2 separate regions of the Homo sapiens genome follow, and region 1 is linked to region 2. Evidence: chromatin loops called from intact Hi-C (ENCODE). Cell type or tissue: PC-9. All regions are shown on one strand.

What was found. A loop is a pair of places that touch in the nucleus more often than their neighbours do. Peaks named below come from ENCODE experiments on the same cell type or tissue, not always from the same donor. Only the 100,000 strongest peaks of a DNase experiment are listed, where the experiment ranks them.
Region 1: a loop joins it to region 2, with 3 times the contacts of the local background. A loop is called at or near these places in 3 of 110 quality-filtered maps.

The regions. Positions count from the first base shown.
Region 1 is chr5:146,158,902-146,166,901 of GRCh38, forward strand. It overlaps LARS1 (leucyl-tRNA synthetase 1), which reads right to left. Exons shown (of 32, transcript NM_020117.11): 6 at 5,409-5,570; 7 at 1,473-1,585; 8 at 506-569. Among named protein-coding and RNA genes, the nearest start is that of LARS1, 20 kb to the right of the region's middle. In PC-9, no CTCF peak of the experiment used is centred here; no DNase peak of the experiment used is centred here.
Region 2 is chr5:146,458,072-146,466,071 of GRCh38, forward strand. It overlaps TCERG1 (transcription elongation regulator 1), which reads left to right. Exons shown (of 23, transcript NM_001382548.1): 4 at 813-1,266; 5 at 5,480-5,722. Among named protein-coding and RNA genes, the nearest start is that of TCERG1, 15 kb to the left of the region's middle. In PC-9, no CTCF peak of the experiment used is centred here; no DNase peak of the experiment used is centred here.

The DNA.
Region 1 (8,000 bases), 300 kb before region 2:
CTGGCTAACACGGTGAAACCCCGTCTCTACTAAAAATACAAAAAATTAGCTGGGTGTGGTGGTGGGCACCTGTAGTCCCAGCTACTCGGGAGGCTGAGGCAGGAGAATGGCGTGAACCCAGGAGGCAGAGCTTGCAGTGAGCCGAGATAGCACCACTGCAGTCCGGTCTGGGCTAAAGAGCAAGACTCCGTCTGAAAAAAAAAAAAAAGATATTCCTGGGCCCCACCCCCAGAACTTTTGATTCAGCAATTTTGGGGTGAGGCTAAACAATGTGCTTTCCTGTAACAAACTGATGCAGCTGTCCTCACATGACTCTTAGGATAGCTAGGTACTACACAAGATACAGGTACCTGTATTGATATTCTATCTCCTCTTCATATCCACCAGAGTATCAGGACTACATCCCTCAGCACTACAAAGAAGTTATTTTTAGGTTTCTATTTCTTAAACTCTATAGTCTTATTAAGGATTATTATAATAGCTACTCTGTCTCACAAATAATCACCTCTCCAGTTTGTCTATCATGATCCATGCAAGGCTGTCCATCTTTCGGAGAGTAAATTGTATACCTAAAAAATAAACAAAAAGTGACAAACATTATTATAATATTCACGTTTTATCCTACCATATTTGCCTGTGTTGCACCTAATTTCTTACATGTCTTGCAACTAGAATTTCTGAGTAGATATCTGTGTCTATTATGTGTACTCTTATGGTAGTTCCACTGTCAACCTACTTATTTAATGAAAGCTTTCTATCTTCGTCAAAGGTAATACCACTGAAAAATACACACTGATCTTGGCTTTGTGGTATTGAACAAAAGATTATAAAACATAAATTGACTTAACAAATGAAACTATCAGGAAGTTGATTATGTAGATTAATCAAGGAAGATAACTTATTTTCATTTCTTAAGTTATCTTCCTTGATTAATCTACATAATCAAGGAAGAATCTTAATTTGTAGAACAAAGTATAAAATAAAACACAAATCAAATGATTACTTTTTCTGCTTGGCAGGGAATACTGAACATAATCTTTAGTAAGATAATAAAAGCCCACCCTCCCATTCTCCCTGGTTATATCTGTCATAAACACTAAGCAGCTCAGAGAAATTAAGACACTGGTAAGGAAAAAAGGAAAACAAAGGATACAAAAGAATAGAAACAACATATTTTAAAACCTGAAAGGTAATGGGAAAAGGTAGGCTACAAGGTATTTATTTATTCATGTAAGCAATCCTCCTGCCCCATCCTCTCAAGTAGCTAGGACTACAGGTGCATGCCACCATGCCTGGCTAATTTTTTTTTTTATATAAAGAGATGTGGTCTCGCTATGTTGCCCAGGCTGGTCTCAAACTCCTGGCCTCAAGCAATCCCCTCACCTCAGTTTCCCAAAGCACTGGGATTACAGGCGTGAGCCTCTGTGCCCAACTGATTTTTGCTTTATTATGCTCAAGTATAACAAACTTACCGCTTCCCAAATTTAATTTTGTTTCTTTCTCTTAATGTTAAAAATTGCCATCTGACAAATGAATCATAGTAAGGATTAACATCAGTGGTGATGAAGGAACGACGCCAGTCTACCTATAAAAGGAAAATTTTAAAAGGCAATTACTGAGAAATACACAAATTTTGTTTAAATAAGAATTCCTATGAATCAATTATTTACTCTTCTAACTTAGAATCAGATCAACTATTAAAAATAATTTTCCAAGTTCCACTATTAAAAGTATATCACAATTACTTTAATTTACTTAAAGTATATTTTTAAGCATATACATATACATATTAACAAACATATAGAAGCTATAATAAATTAAGAAGAAACATTTAATCCTACCTTTATGTATTCCTAAATATTCAAGTTAAACTTGGGCTTCTTCATATTCTTTGAATAAAGCTCCTTTCTACTAATTGTTAATATGTCAATATACATTCTAATTCAACAAATAGTGAAGTATTCATTGTTATGAGACCCATAGGCAATGTTAGGTTCTAGTCTAACAATAACAGTACTAATTCTTTAGTGGCATACAGGGGAAATATATTATTCTAAAATTAGGAATTGGTCCAAATCTCATATAATCACACAAATATACAGACATATCTGGGAGATATTGTGGGTTTGGTTCTAAACCACCACAACAAAACAAGTCACACAAATTTTTTGATTTCCCAAGGCATATATAAGTTATGTTTATACTATATTGAATTATGTTAAGTGTGCAATAAAGTTATATTTAAAAAGACAATGTATATACCTTAATTTTAAAATACATCATTGCTATAAAATGCTAATAATCATCTGAGCCTTCAGTTGAGTTGTAATCTTTGTGCTGGTGGAGAGTCTTGCCTCGATGACGGCTGCTGACTGATGAGAGAAGTGGCTACTGAAGGTTGTGATGGCTATGGCAATTTCTTAAACTAAGACAACAATGAAGTTTGCCACATCCATTGACTCTTCCTTTCACAAAGATTTCTCTGTAGCATGCGATGCTGTCTGATAGCATTTTACTCATAATAGAACTTTCAAAACTGGGAGTGGGCCGGGCATGGTGGCTCATGCCTGTAATTCCAGCACTTTGGGAGGCCAAGGCAGGCGGATCACTTGAGGTCGGGAGTTCGAGACCAGCCTAACCAACATGGAGAAACCCCGTCTCTACTAAAACAAACAAACAAACAAAAAATACAAAATACAAAATTAGCCAGGTGTAGTGGCGCATGCCTGTAATCCCAGCTACTAGGGAGGCTGAGGCAGGAGAATCACTTGAACCCGGGAGGCGGAGGTTGCAGTGAGTCGATATCATGCCATTGCACTCCAGCCTGGGCAACAAGAGCAAAACTCCATCTCAAAAAAAAAAAAAAAATTTGGAGTGAATCCTCTCAAAACCTGCTACTGCTTTATCAACTAAAGTTTATGTGATATTCAAAATCTTTGTCATTTCAACAATGTTCACTGCACCTTTACCAGAAGTAGACTCCATCTCAAGAAACTACTTTTTTTGCTCATCCGTAAGAAGCGAATCCTCATCCATTCAAGTTTTCTCATGAGATTATAGCAATTCAGGCTTATCTTCAAGCTCCACTTGTAATTCTAGTTCTCTTGCAATTTCTACCACATCTGCAGTAACCTCCTCCCCTGAAGTCTTGAACCTTTCAACGTCATCCATAAGAGTTAAAATCAGCTTCTTCCAAACTCCTGTTAATGTTGATATTTTGACCTCTTCCCATGAATCATGAATGTTCTTAATGGCATCTAGAACAATGAATCCTTTCCAGAAGGTTTTCTATTTACTTTGCCCAGATCCATCAGAGGAATTACCATCTATGACTGTTATAGCCTTATAAAATGTATCTCTTAAATAAGAAGACCTACAAGTCAAATGACTCCTTGATTCATGGACTGCAGAATGAATGTTGTGTTTGCAGGCATAAAAACATTCATCTCCTTGTATATCTCCATCAGAGCTTTTGAGTGATTGGGTGCATTGTCAATGAACAGTAATATTTTGAAAGAAATTTTTTTTTTTCCTGAGCAGTAGGTCTCAAGAGTGGGCTTAAAACATTCACCAAACCATGCTTTAAACAGATGTGCTGTCACCCAGGCTTTATTTTTCCATTTACAGAGCATAGAGTAGATTTGGCACCATTCTTAAAGGCCTTAAAATTTTCCAAATGGTAAATGAGCACTAGTTTCAACTTAAAGTCAGTAGACACATTAGCCTCTAACAAGAATCAGCCCATCGTTTAAGCCAGACACTGACTTCTCTCTAGCTATGGAAGTCTTACAGCATCTTAATCACTAGAGGAAAGCTGTTTTGTCTACATAGAAAATCTGTTGTTTAGCGTAGCCACTTTCATCAATGATCTTAGCTAGATCCCCTAAATAACTTGCTGCAGCTTCTACATCAGCATTTGCTGCTTCACCTTGCAGCAGAGTCTCGCTCTTGTTGCCCAGGCTGGGTTGCAATGGCGCAGCCTCAGCTCACTGCAACCTCCTGGGTTCAAGCAATTCTCCTCCTTCAGCTTCCCAAGTAGCTGGGATTATAGGAGCCCGCCACCATACCCAGCTAATTTTTGTATTTTTAATAGAGACAGGGTTTCCCCAGGTGGCCAGGCTGGTCTCGAACTCCTGGCCTCAGGTGATCCACCCACCTTGGCCTCCCAAAATGCTGGGATTGCAGGCATGAGCCACCACACCCAGGCTACAACTTGCACTTTTCTATTATGGAAATGGCTTCTTTCCTTAAACCTTAAGAACTAACCTCTGCTAGCCTCCAACTTCTCTTCTGCATCTTCCTCACCTCCCCCAGCCTTTACAGAATTGAAGAGTTAGGGACTTCCTCTGGATTAGGGTTTGGCTGAAGGAAATGTTGTGGCTGGTTTGATCTTCTATATGGACCAAACTTTCTCCATATCTGCAATAAGGTCACTTCATTTTCTTATCATTCATGTGTTTACTGGAGAAGCACCTTTCATCTCCTTCAAGAACTTTTCTTTGGGCCAGGTTCAGTGGCTTATGCCTATAATCCCAGCACTTTGGGAGGCTGAGATGGGCAGATCACCTGAGGTCAGGAGTTCAAGAACAGCCTGGCCAACATAGTGAAACCTCGTCTCTACTAAAAATACAAAAATTAGCCAGGCGTGTTGGCAGACGCCTGTAATCCCAGCTACTCGGGAGGCTGAGGCAGAAGAATAGCTTGAACCCGGGAGGCGGAGGTTGCCGTGAGCCGAGATCACACCACTGCACTCCAGCCTGGGTGACAGAGCGAGACTCCATCTCAAAAAAACAAACAAAAAAAAAGAACTTTTCTTTGCATTCATAACTTGGCTGACTGTTTGGCACAACAGGCCTAGCATTTAGCCTATCTTGCCTTTCAACATGCCTTCCTCACTAAGCTTAATCATTTCTAGCTTTTTACTTAAAATGATGAGAGACATGTGACTCTCCCTTTCACATGAACACTTAGAGGCCATTATAAGGTTAATAACTGGCTTCAAGATTGTTGTTTATTAGAAAACAGGGAAAACCAAGGAGAGAAAGAGGGAAACAAGCCAGTCAGTGGAGCAGTCAGAACACAAACATTTACCAATTAAGTTTGCCACCTTATATGGGTACAGTGTGTGGCAACCCAAAACAATTAGAATAATAACATCAAAGATCACTGAATATAGATCACCATAACAGATAATAATAAAGTTTGAAATATTAAAATAATTGCCAAAATGTGACATGAAGTAAGCAAATGCTGTTGGAAAAATGGTGCCACTAGACTTGCTCAACGCAGGGTTGCCACAAATCTTCAATTGTAAAAAAAATCCATGTCTGGAAAGCACAATAAAGCAAAGCACAATAAAAAAGCACATACTTGTAAATGCTTTCCTCATATTTCCTTTATAGACATACCTTCAAACCCATTCTTTTTAAATCCTGAATAGCCAGTGGCGGGAAATAATCAAGCCAATGTTCTGCTTCAGAAAATTTTACTATCTCTTCATCAGACAGGCCAAGGGATTTCATAATGCCCCACTGGTATTTAGAAGATCCAGCTTTAGCAGCAGCTTTACTCTGAAAATAATGGAGAAAAATAAACTCGATCAAAGAATAACCAACACTCCAGGAAAATGACCCAAGATATTAATGAATGTAATTTTTTTACATTCTAAAATAATGCTGATACATCAGAACACTGCAGGAATTAGTTGTACTATTAGTCTGTACTAAAAGTACTAGTCTGTACTAAATAGTACTAATTTAGTCTGTCAAACTGTATAGCCAAGATATCCGCCAAGACACTGGCACCAATAATAACTAAATGGATGGCAACATAAAGAACTACCCATTATGAAGATAAGATCTCAATACCAAACCTTCTGTTTCTTTTATCCTAATACCACATTTACCTTATTTACCTATAAAGAGGCTACTCATAAGACTTTCCTCCTTTTCCAAAAATTATGAATATCCAAGAGACAACCAAATGCCAGAAGTTGAAGGTAGGAAATTTGGTTAAACTGTAACACTATAATGAGGCAGCATAAGAAAATTTTGAGGATGACAGAATTGCTCTATATGATACTGTGCTGGTAGAAACATGACTCCAGGCATTTTCAAACTCACAGAATTATACACCACAAAGAGGAAATTTTGGGCCTGGCACAGTAGCTCACACCTGTAATATCAGCACTTTGGGAGGCCGAGGCAGGCAGATCACGAGGTCAGGACTTCGAGACCAGCCTGGCCAATGTGGTGAAACCCCATCTCTACTAAAAATACGAAAATTAGCCGGGCATGGTGGCAAGCGCCCGTAATCCCAGCTACCCTGGAGGCTGAGGCAGGAGAATCACTTGAACCGGGAGGCGGAGGTTGCAGTGAGCCGAGACTGTGCCACTGTACTTCAAAGCCCAGGTGACAGAGAGAGACTCCATCTCAAACAACAACAACAACAATAATAAAAATAATAACAATAATACAAAAATTAGCTGGGCGTGGTGGCACACACCTGTAATCCCAGCTATTTGGGAGACTAAAACATGAGAATTGCTTGAACCCAGGAGGCAGAGGTTGCAGTGAGCCAAGACTCCACCACTGTACTCCAGCCTGGGTGACAGAGCAAGACTATGTCTTGAAAAAAACAAAAAAAAAAGTAAATTTTATGGTATGTAAATTTTTAAAAAATTCAACCACGATGCTGAAGGAACCTGAGGAATGCAGACTGTGACAAATCTATCTAACTGCATTACAAATATATGATATAACCACACTCAAGGGGGAGGGAAGAAAGGAGCTGATCTAGGCAGTTTTGGAAAACAGTGTGATTAGATTCTAAAGACAAAAAGAATTACACACAAACACTGTACTTTTGTCAGTAAAATTGTTTCTCCCAGGGGTATAGGTTGGCAATTCTGAAACTACTAGTAGTCTAGGATGGAACAAATAAAGAAATATACTATAGGTAATGAGAGCCAAGTTTCTCACTGTTGTAGTAAGAAGTCACAAATAAGCCAAGGGAAAATGCTAGAATGAGACCCATGGTGCTAAAATGGAGCCAGGGGTATCAATATGAACTTACTTGTTTTTTAATAAACATTCAAATACATAAAGAAATAAAAACAGATGTGTATGCATGGCTTAGCAGACATAAATATATTTCCTTGCTCTGTCCACTGAGAGTGCCTAGAAGCAGTGATACCCCCAGGCAATGAGCACACCCAGCATTCAGGCCATAGTTTCTGAACACCATTCTTCAATAAAAGAAACCTTGGAGAAGTGGTTGATTCCTTGGTTGAATCACGGAAAATACAAGCCTGGAACAGCTTGTGACACCATAAAGAAAGCAATTGCTTTGAACAAAGGAAGATGAGGGAATGTCTAATGGACACAGGAGCCAAGCTAAAAAAACTCCCAATGGCCACAGCTAGAACAATTTATTTATTCTAGCTTTATTCTAATAAAAAAGAACAATTTGACAACAAATTACGGTGTTGTTAACAACCACACACACACACTCAAAAACAACCCAATAGCCAGGCACAGAGGTATAAGCCTATAGTTCCAGCTACTCAGGAGACTGAGGTGAGAAGACAGCTTGAGCCCCAGAGCTGAAGACCAGCAACATAGTGAGACTCCATCTCTTAAAAAACAAAAAGCTCAATGGTATTGGCTTATAACCTGAAGAATAAAGTGAATATCCATGAATCCATATGACATAGAAAGGACAGATTAAGTAAGTGGGGGAGAAAGGACAGCTCTTCTTTTCAGAGGAATTATAGATAATAAATGTAAAAAGAAAGAGGAAAATGGAAAATCATGATTAGAAGACTAGAGTAATAATTGTTGTAGGCAAGATCCACTGATGAATGCTAAAATTAATGAGCAAATATTTAAAAAGAAACACAGTATTATTTCCATGGCCTCAAAAGATCTCTCCCAAAATATATATTAATTATTTAAAAAAAAATGAAATCTTTACAGGAGAAAAACCTGGCAGACGCCATC
Region 2 (8,000 bases):
ACTCTTGACCTCAGGTAATCCCACCCGCCTTGGCCTCCCATAGTGCTGGGATTACAGGCGTGAGCCACTGTGCCTGGCCCTAAGTTATTTTATTTTATTTTATTTTTTATTTTTTTATTTTTGAGATGGAGTCTCGTGCTGTCACCCAGCCTGGAGTGCAGTGGTGCGATCTTTGGTTCACTGCAACCTCCGCCTCCCGGGTTCAAGTGATTCTCCTTCCTCAGCCTCCCAAGTAGCTGGGATTACAGGCGCCTGCCATCACGTCTAGCTAAATTTTTGTATTTTTAGTAGAGACAGGGTTTTACCATGTTGGCCAGGTTGGTCTCAAACTCCTGACCTCAGGTGATCTGCTCACTTCAGCCTCCCAAAGTGCTGGGATTACAGGTGTGAGCCACCGCGCCCAGCTATTTTTTATTTTTGAGATGGAGTCTCCCTCTGTCACCCAGGCTGGAGTGCAGTGGTATGATCTCGGCGCACTGCAGCCTCCACTTCCTGGGTTCAAGTGATTGTTTTGCCTCAGCCTCCCGAGTAGCTGGGATTACAGATGCCGGCCACCACACCTGGCTAATTTTTTTATATTTTTAGTAGAGATGGGGTTTCACCATTTTGGCCAGGCTGGTTGGTCTTGAACTCCTGACTTTAAGTGATCCACCTGCCTCTGCCTCCCAAAGTGCTGGGATTACAGGAATGAGCCACCACGCCTGGCCCTACGTTATTTTTAAATAGCTTTAAAGATAAAATATGGTTCCATTCTTGTTTTTAATAATAACTGACAGATTTTATGATACCATTGATTTTTGCTTCCGCTGCAGGTTTATTATTATAATGCTCGGACACGTGAATCTGCATGGACCAAGCCAGATGGAGTTAAGGTTATTCAGCAATCAGAACTGACACCTATGCTTGCAGCCCAGGCACAGGTTCAGGCTCAGGCCCAGGCGCAGGCTCAGGCCCAGGCGCAGGCTCAGGCCCAGGCACAAGCTCAGGCCCAGGCTCAGGCTCAGGCCCAGGCCCAGGCCCAGGCCCAGGCCCAGGCCCAAGCCCAAGCCCAGGCCCAGGCTCAGGCTCAGGCACAAGCTCAGGCCCAGGCCCAGGCTCAGGTCCAGGCCCAGGTCCAGGCACAAGTGCAAGCACAAGCAGTTGGAGCTTCCACCCCTACGACCAGTAGCCCAGCACCTGCAGTATCCACTTCAACATCATCATCCACCCCTTCCTCTACCACTTCTACCACAACAACTGCTACTTCAGTTGCGCAGACAGTATCAAGTGAGTACCACTCAGCATGTGTTTTTATATAGGGGCTAGAGACATGAACAAGTAGGGGACTACATTTCATATTGATCCCAGTGTTTCTGGTATTATCCTTTAATACCAGAATTATTTAAAATACATTTTTGACACTAAAACTTTTGGGTTAGAGGAAAACAGGAATTTATATTAACAGGAGAAATTATTTGCCCAGTTGCAGTTTATGAAGCTAAATTGAGAAAGTGCAAAGTTAGCTGTTCCACTTGGCCAACAGTAATGCCGGGCATTGTGGGTTTGCAAAATAAGTGTAAGTCTTGGTCCCTACCTTACAGTTTCCAGTATTCCTAATCGAGGAGGCAAGAATAACACGTGTTAAACAATTAGATATTGGTGTGCAAAACTATACAGTGAGAAAGATGTAAGAATTTGAGAAGTGGATAAATGAGTGGGTGGACTACATGGGTATTTATCATGAAGGAAACGGAGTAGGGTTTAAGCAGGTTCACAGGTAAGGAAAGGATTTTCAGGTAGGAGAAGCAACATGAATAAAGGTCAGGAAAATGATAAATGTAGTTTATGGGTTTTTAGGAAACTTCTGAGGTGAGAGGGTGTTTTTTTTGAAGGGTCTTAAGAACTAGGCAAATAGGTGAGACAGGCACTGGGGGCCTGTATAAATGCAGTATTTTGGAGGATTTTTTTTGGTGTTGGTTTTTTGGGTGGTGATGAAATAAGGGAGGTTTATTAGGAGCTTCTCAGTAATCTCTTTTAGAATAGTTTCTAGACTGGGATGCGAGTAGGTGAATTGAGGAGTTGCCATAGAAGGGAGCAGTCAGAAAGGCAGGAGAATTTTCAGGTGTAAACTCACAGAGGCCCAAAGAGTAGATCTTTTCTGAAAAGGTGAGAGTCGATTAATAGCAGATTTCAGAGATTAAGAGAGGGACACAGCTATTAATTTGCTTAAAAGATTGTTATTAATGTGACAATATTGCTTTCTTTTTGGGGGGTTTCTTTCTTTTTTTCTTTTTTCTTTTTTTTTTTGTATCAATATATGGATGTTGCTCCTTACTCTGCAGGTTGAGACTAAGCCCGAAAGTACTTAAATAATGATTTTTTTATTTGATTATTTGTTATGGCACTTGTCTCAAGATACACAGCTGTCCCTACAGTGTGATTATAATTTGTATTATTTTACTACCAGGATAATTGATAAGAATAAAGAAAAAATGTGGGGTTTTTTTGTGATTACTTCAGGGACTTGGGAATTATTAGTGTGTAAGAAATACGTATAAGAGAGAAATTAATTCACATTGGCTTCAAATTTGAATTTATTTTATTGATAAAAAGCAACTGAAGCAGTCAAGTAAGGTACATATAATATGGGGATAGCCTTTAAAGATCCTCTTAATGGTTTTTAGACATTTTGTAGCGGGGGAATGTACTGAACAGGAAAATATGAATAGTGTTTTACAAATCTGTTTGCTTTTGTAGTGAAGGTGAATTTTGATATGAAAGTATAACAGTCATACTAGCTAGTCTGTTAAGGGTTGTTACCTTTTTATAGGTTTAGTGCTTCCCAAACCTCTGTGGCAAGGCAGGAGACTACCAGTTTTTATGGGAGACCTGTGGTAGTAATGGGAGAAGGGGATTAATAAAAGCAATGTAGTTTTATGTGGAGGCTCTGTGTTGCTTACATTTTCTTTCCTGCGTTCTTAGAAAGGAGAAATAGTAGTGCTTCGTTTTGTTTTAGGAAAGGTGATGAGCTAGATAATTTAACCATACTATATATAGTCCATGTCTGTTTTCAGAGTAGTGTGTCAGTAAGCTCATAGCTGTCTTGTGTCCTGTTTGTCAGTTTTGCTTTACTCTTCAGTGATTGGGAGGACTTTATTCCCAGAAATATAATATAGCAAAATCATATTCTTTTTACTGCTTTTAAACATCAATTTTGATGTTGTCTACGTATTCCAGTGTGTGTTTTTATTTTACTTGATTTAGTATCATAAAGTGTTGTCTTACTGCAATCTTAATATTTCTCCATCTATTATATATAGTCACTTGTCTTTTTTAGTTAAGATCTGAGGCTGGGTTAGTATATTTTGAGGCCTAGTGCTTCACTAGCTACTTTAGCAAATGAAGTTAGTGGGAATTTACCCACTGAAGTCTTAGATACCATTCTCCCAGTTTCCCATTATTTTATTGCTTTTGTTCTTTTCCTGTCGTGACTCATGGCTGCTAATCAAATTCAGAAAATGCTGTGCTGGAAAGTAAGAGGAATGGGTTGTAAATATTTTTTGTCATCTCCATTGGTGTTCTTTTCCACTTGAAATTTGATGCCCTTATTTATTTTCCTGACTATAGTACTTTGGATCACAATTTTAGCAATTATCTGAATACTATAATAATATTTAAATTTTAATTTTCTGAGCTACAGTATAGATCTGTGGGGTAAATGGGACTAAAAATTAAGAATATATTTTAATCCCAGTTGAGCATAAACTCATTTTGTGCAAGTTTGTGAAAAATGATGAAGAAATCCTACTTCTCAGGGAAGTTGGGAACAATGACCAGATACATTTTCAGCCAGTATAGTAGATTACAAATGCTAAATGGTATATGTATGGGACTGGGCAAATGTTGCATGTACTTTGTATTTTTCACACTGTTATAAAATTATATTAATATGATACTGTACCCTAAGGCTAGGTCTATGCTAGACCAACAATTCATTCCTGGGCCCCTGAAGATACTTGTTTGGCCCTGCTGTCTATTTAGCCAAGGTGAGTCCCTCATTAACAAGTACGAAATTGCTCACATCTTCCCAGCCTAAGTGAGTTTTTCATTATTAGAAGCTAGAAAAAGATACTGACAGATTTTGTTGTCAGTTGGATTATTGGGTGATTTGTATTAAATAGTGTGCTTTTGTTTAGAACAAAGTTGGCATAAAGATTGGGAAAGCACTGTTTTCATTTTATTTCATTTGACAAATTCATTCTTAGTCCGATACAGGTAGACATTTTTTTCTTTACATCAAAAAAAGATGAAGTATTTGTTACCAATGAATTACCAAAATGAATTTTATTTTGGAACTAGATGGGTTATGAATAAATAACAAAATTGTTTTGTAACATGTGAGAATTGAAACTGAAAAGTATGAAATAAGGATTTTAGTTTTTAGTTTGATTTTAAATGCAATTACTAGGAATGGGATGTTTTATTTTCGATATTTAAAAATAATGTGTTAGCAGAACCCAAATGATCCTGAATTTCACATTTTCCTGGTCTCTCACAATGGAAACCTCAGTTTAAAAAAATTTTATTTTTTTAAAATAATGAGAGAAACCTGAGTTGTTTTTGATTCCATTCATTCATATCCAGTTAGTCATTAGTTATTTGCTTATCTTTTTCTGTTCTTTTCTTCCTATGCATCTGTGAGGTTAATTCATCAAATGAAACCTGTTTATTACTCTTCCATACAGGAACCTTTAGTTTGCTATATACCCATTTACCTTCATGAAATCACATAAATAATGTGAATGCATTCTTATAAAAAGTTCAAAGTCTAACAAAACGTATATATTAATAGTAAAATGTGAAAGAGGCATTCACAGAGGGTAACTACCATTAATGTATTTTGTCTTGTATTCTACTAGATAATTTTCTCTATATTTACCTAAGTTCTGCCCTTTTCCTATCCATTTAAGGGCATACTCCTTAGCCTTTTGTTCAAGGCTTTCTAATTTCTGCTTCTGGCCTACCTTTCCAGCCACACAACTCACTAGTTTTGTTGGTATGCCTACTGTTTCACTCATTAATTGCTTGCCTTCAATTTTCTAAACAATTCCTTTTGGTTCTTTACTCTTTGCCTTATTCATACTTTTCTCACTGGTTTATTTTTTTCTTCTACCCCTTCCTGCTGTTTTTCTTGTTGAAATCTTAATTTTTCAAGGCGCAGCATCCCAATATAAACTTTTCTATACCCTCTCACAGTTAGAAATGTTCTTTGGGTCTTGATTTTTACTCCTATATGTTTATCCCATTTTACTTTGTATTCATTTTTGTATTTCATTTAAGTATTTTCAAGCTTCTTGAAGATAAGACCTTTTGACAAATTTCTTGCAGTGCATAGAATGGTCCCTTAAATACTTAAATTACTGAATGTGTAAATGATGAATGAATATAGTAAAATGATTTATGAAGGAGTGATACATGTTTTTGTTTTATCTTTTATCAGCACCCACAACACAAGATCAGACCCCAAGTTCTGCTGTTTCAGTTGCCACGCCTACAGTTAGTGTTTCAACTCCTGCTCCTACAGCCACACCTGTGCAAACCGTTCCCCAGCCGCACCCTCAGACGTTACCTCCTGCTGTTCCTCATTCAGTACCTCAGCCAACAACAGCAATACCTGCTTTTCCACCAGTAATGGTACCTCCGTTTCGTGTTCCCCTTCCTGGCATGCCAATTCCACTTCCAGGTAAACCAACAGATTATAATGGTCTTTCCAGCTATGTTTTCATATTGTCAGTTAGTTTGTTCTCATGTGTCTGTTGCGTTTGAAATTTGCCTTGAATCTCACCTGTTTGAAACGTTTTTGAAAGATTCATGGCTAACTGCAATATTTTCTCTTAAGTTTTGGTAAATGTCCTTTTTTTGTTGTTGTTTACATGTCCTAAAATTAGAGCCACATTTAAAGCTACACTTATTTTGGATAATGCCCTCAATGAGTTAAAAATGATTATCTTTTCATGTAAATAATGTTCTAAATGCAATATTTTTGAAGGGTTGAGTTTATGAAGTTGAGAAATCACGTCACAATAGCTAACACAAGTTGGATGATTTATATACAGTGCACTGTTGTAAGCATGTTACATGCATTAACTCCTTTAATTTTTACAACCCATGTTACGAGATAGGTACACAGACAGGTTAAATTACTTGCCCAAGGTCACATAGCTAATAAGTGATGATGTTGAGATTTGAGCCTGTGCCCTCCACATCCAGATAGTAAGCTTTTAATAACTATGTTAATACTGGGAAGAAAATGTGAGTGATTTAACTATAAAACAATTCATATAAAACAGGAACTAGAAGGTTCCCTTGTAACAATTATGAAGTAAAGCATAATGTGCATCATTTAAAAGTTTAAATTGTTATGGTGAATTAATGTGTTATATTGTCTTAAGAGAAGTCATTAAAACTAGAGAAAGAATTAAGAAATATTGTGGAGTGGAATTCTTACCATAGGGTTTAAAAATGATAGTGTTGGGCATTCCAAATTTGAATGCATTAGTTTTTGTCAAACACATTTAATCCTTGATCCATGGTTCATTCTCCTTGTGTTATAGTTGAAAGTATTGGTACCTTAGAGAGGTCAGGTTCACAGGGCTAGTTTGTAGCAAAGATGAATAGAACTTAGGCCTCTTGTCTCTCAAGTTCACATTCCATCCACTTATTGCTACTTTCTTATACTCCTTTCTGTGTAAGAATACAGTTGTGATACAGCTATTTCTTAGATTTGCACACATCTTAATTATCACTATTGCACTGGTTGTCTTTTTCTTTGTGACCACTCTGAAAAGGACACCTTCAGATATACCTTGTCAAGAAAGAAACCAAAAATTTCAGGTTTTTTTTTTAATTTGGAAAACCTTGTATACATTGTTGATGTAGTGTTAGATAATTAAATGCCCATTATGTGGTGTTTAAGAAATTCAAATCATTTAAAAAGAAAACAAAAGATGTTTTCCCTACTATTAGGGATTATCCCTTTTCTAGATTAAATTTAAGACAAGCAGCTGGATACTTTTCTCTATGTGTAATTTTTCTGGGAAAACTAAATCATAGATGGAGAATAGCCTGATATTTGTCACAACCTCTTTTTGTAATTTTGGTCTGCTTTAGGGTTAAGGACAGTATTAAGACCAGATCGTGGATTCTGAGTGATCTCAAGGAGTTGGGGTTGCTCATTTTGTAGAGGGAAGATTGAGAGGTAGCATGATAATGTTGTTGAAGTATTTTGAAAGGCTGTCATTTGAACAACTTTTGCTTTTCTTTAGAGGTTCTTATTAGGACTAATGGATGAAAGGTACACAATAGCAAAATGTATTTCTATAGAAAGTAGAAGTTTCTCACAATAAAATCCCTCTGGCTCTAGCTTCATTTTGATGTCATATTTTCCCCAAAATATGATGACATATTTTGATGTCATATGGAGCAAGCATATCCTTGCTCCATCATTAAAAAGATTTGGACAGGTGGTGGTGACCATTTGAGTCACCAAATGAAGCAGTACCTGTGAAGTTTGGCAGTAGAAGTCATTCAATAAACAGTAGCCATTAGTGACATTTTGGGGGTCAGTTGGAAGAGAACTTGAATTGGATAGTCTAAGATTTCTTTGGAGAGAGTGAGTGTCATACAAAGTGATATATTAGGCTGGGCACGGTGGCTTACGCCTGTAATCCCAGCACTTTGGGAGGCCGAGGTGGGTGGATCAGCTGAGGTCAGGAGTTCGAGACTAGCCTCAACATGGAGAAACCCCATCTCTACTAAAAATACAAAATTAGCCGGGCGTGGTGGTGCATGCCCAGCTACTCGGGAGGCTGAGGCAGGAGAATTTCTTGAACCTGGGAGGTGGAGGTTGCAGTGAGCCGAGATCGCGCCATTGCACTGCAGCCTGGGCAACAAGAGCGAAACTCTGTCTCAAAAAAAAAAAAAAAAAAGATATATTAGCATCAAATATTAGTTTGTTTATT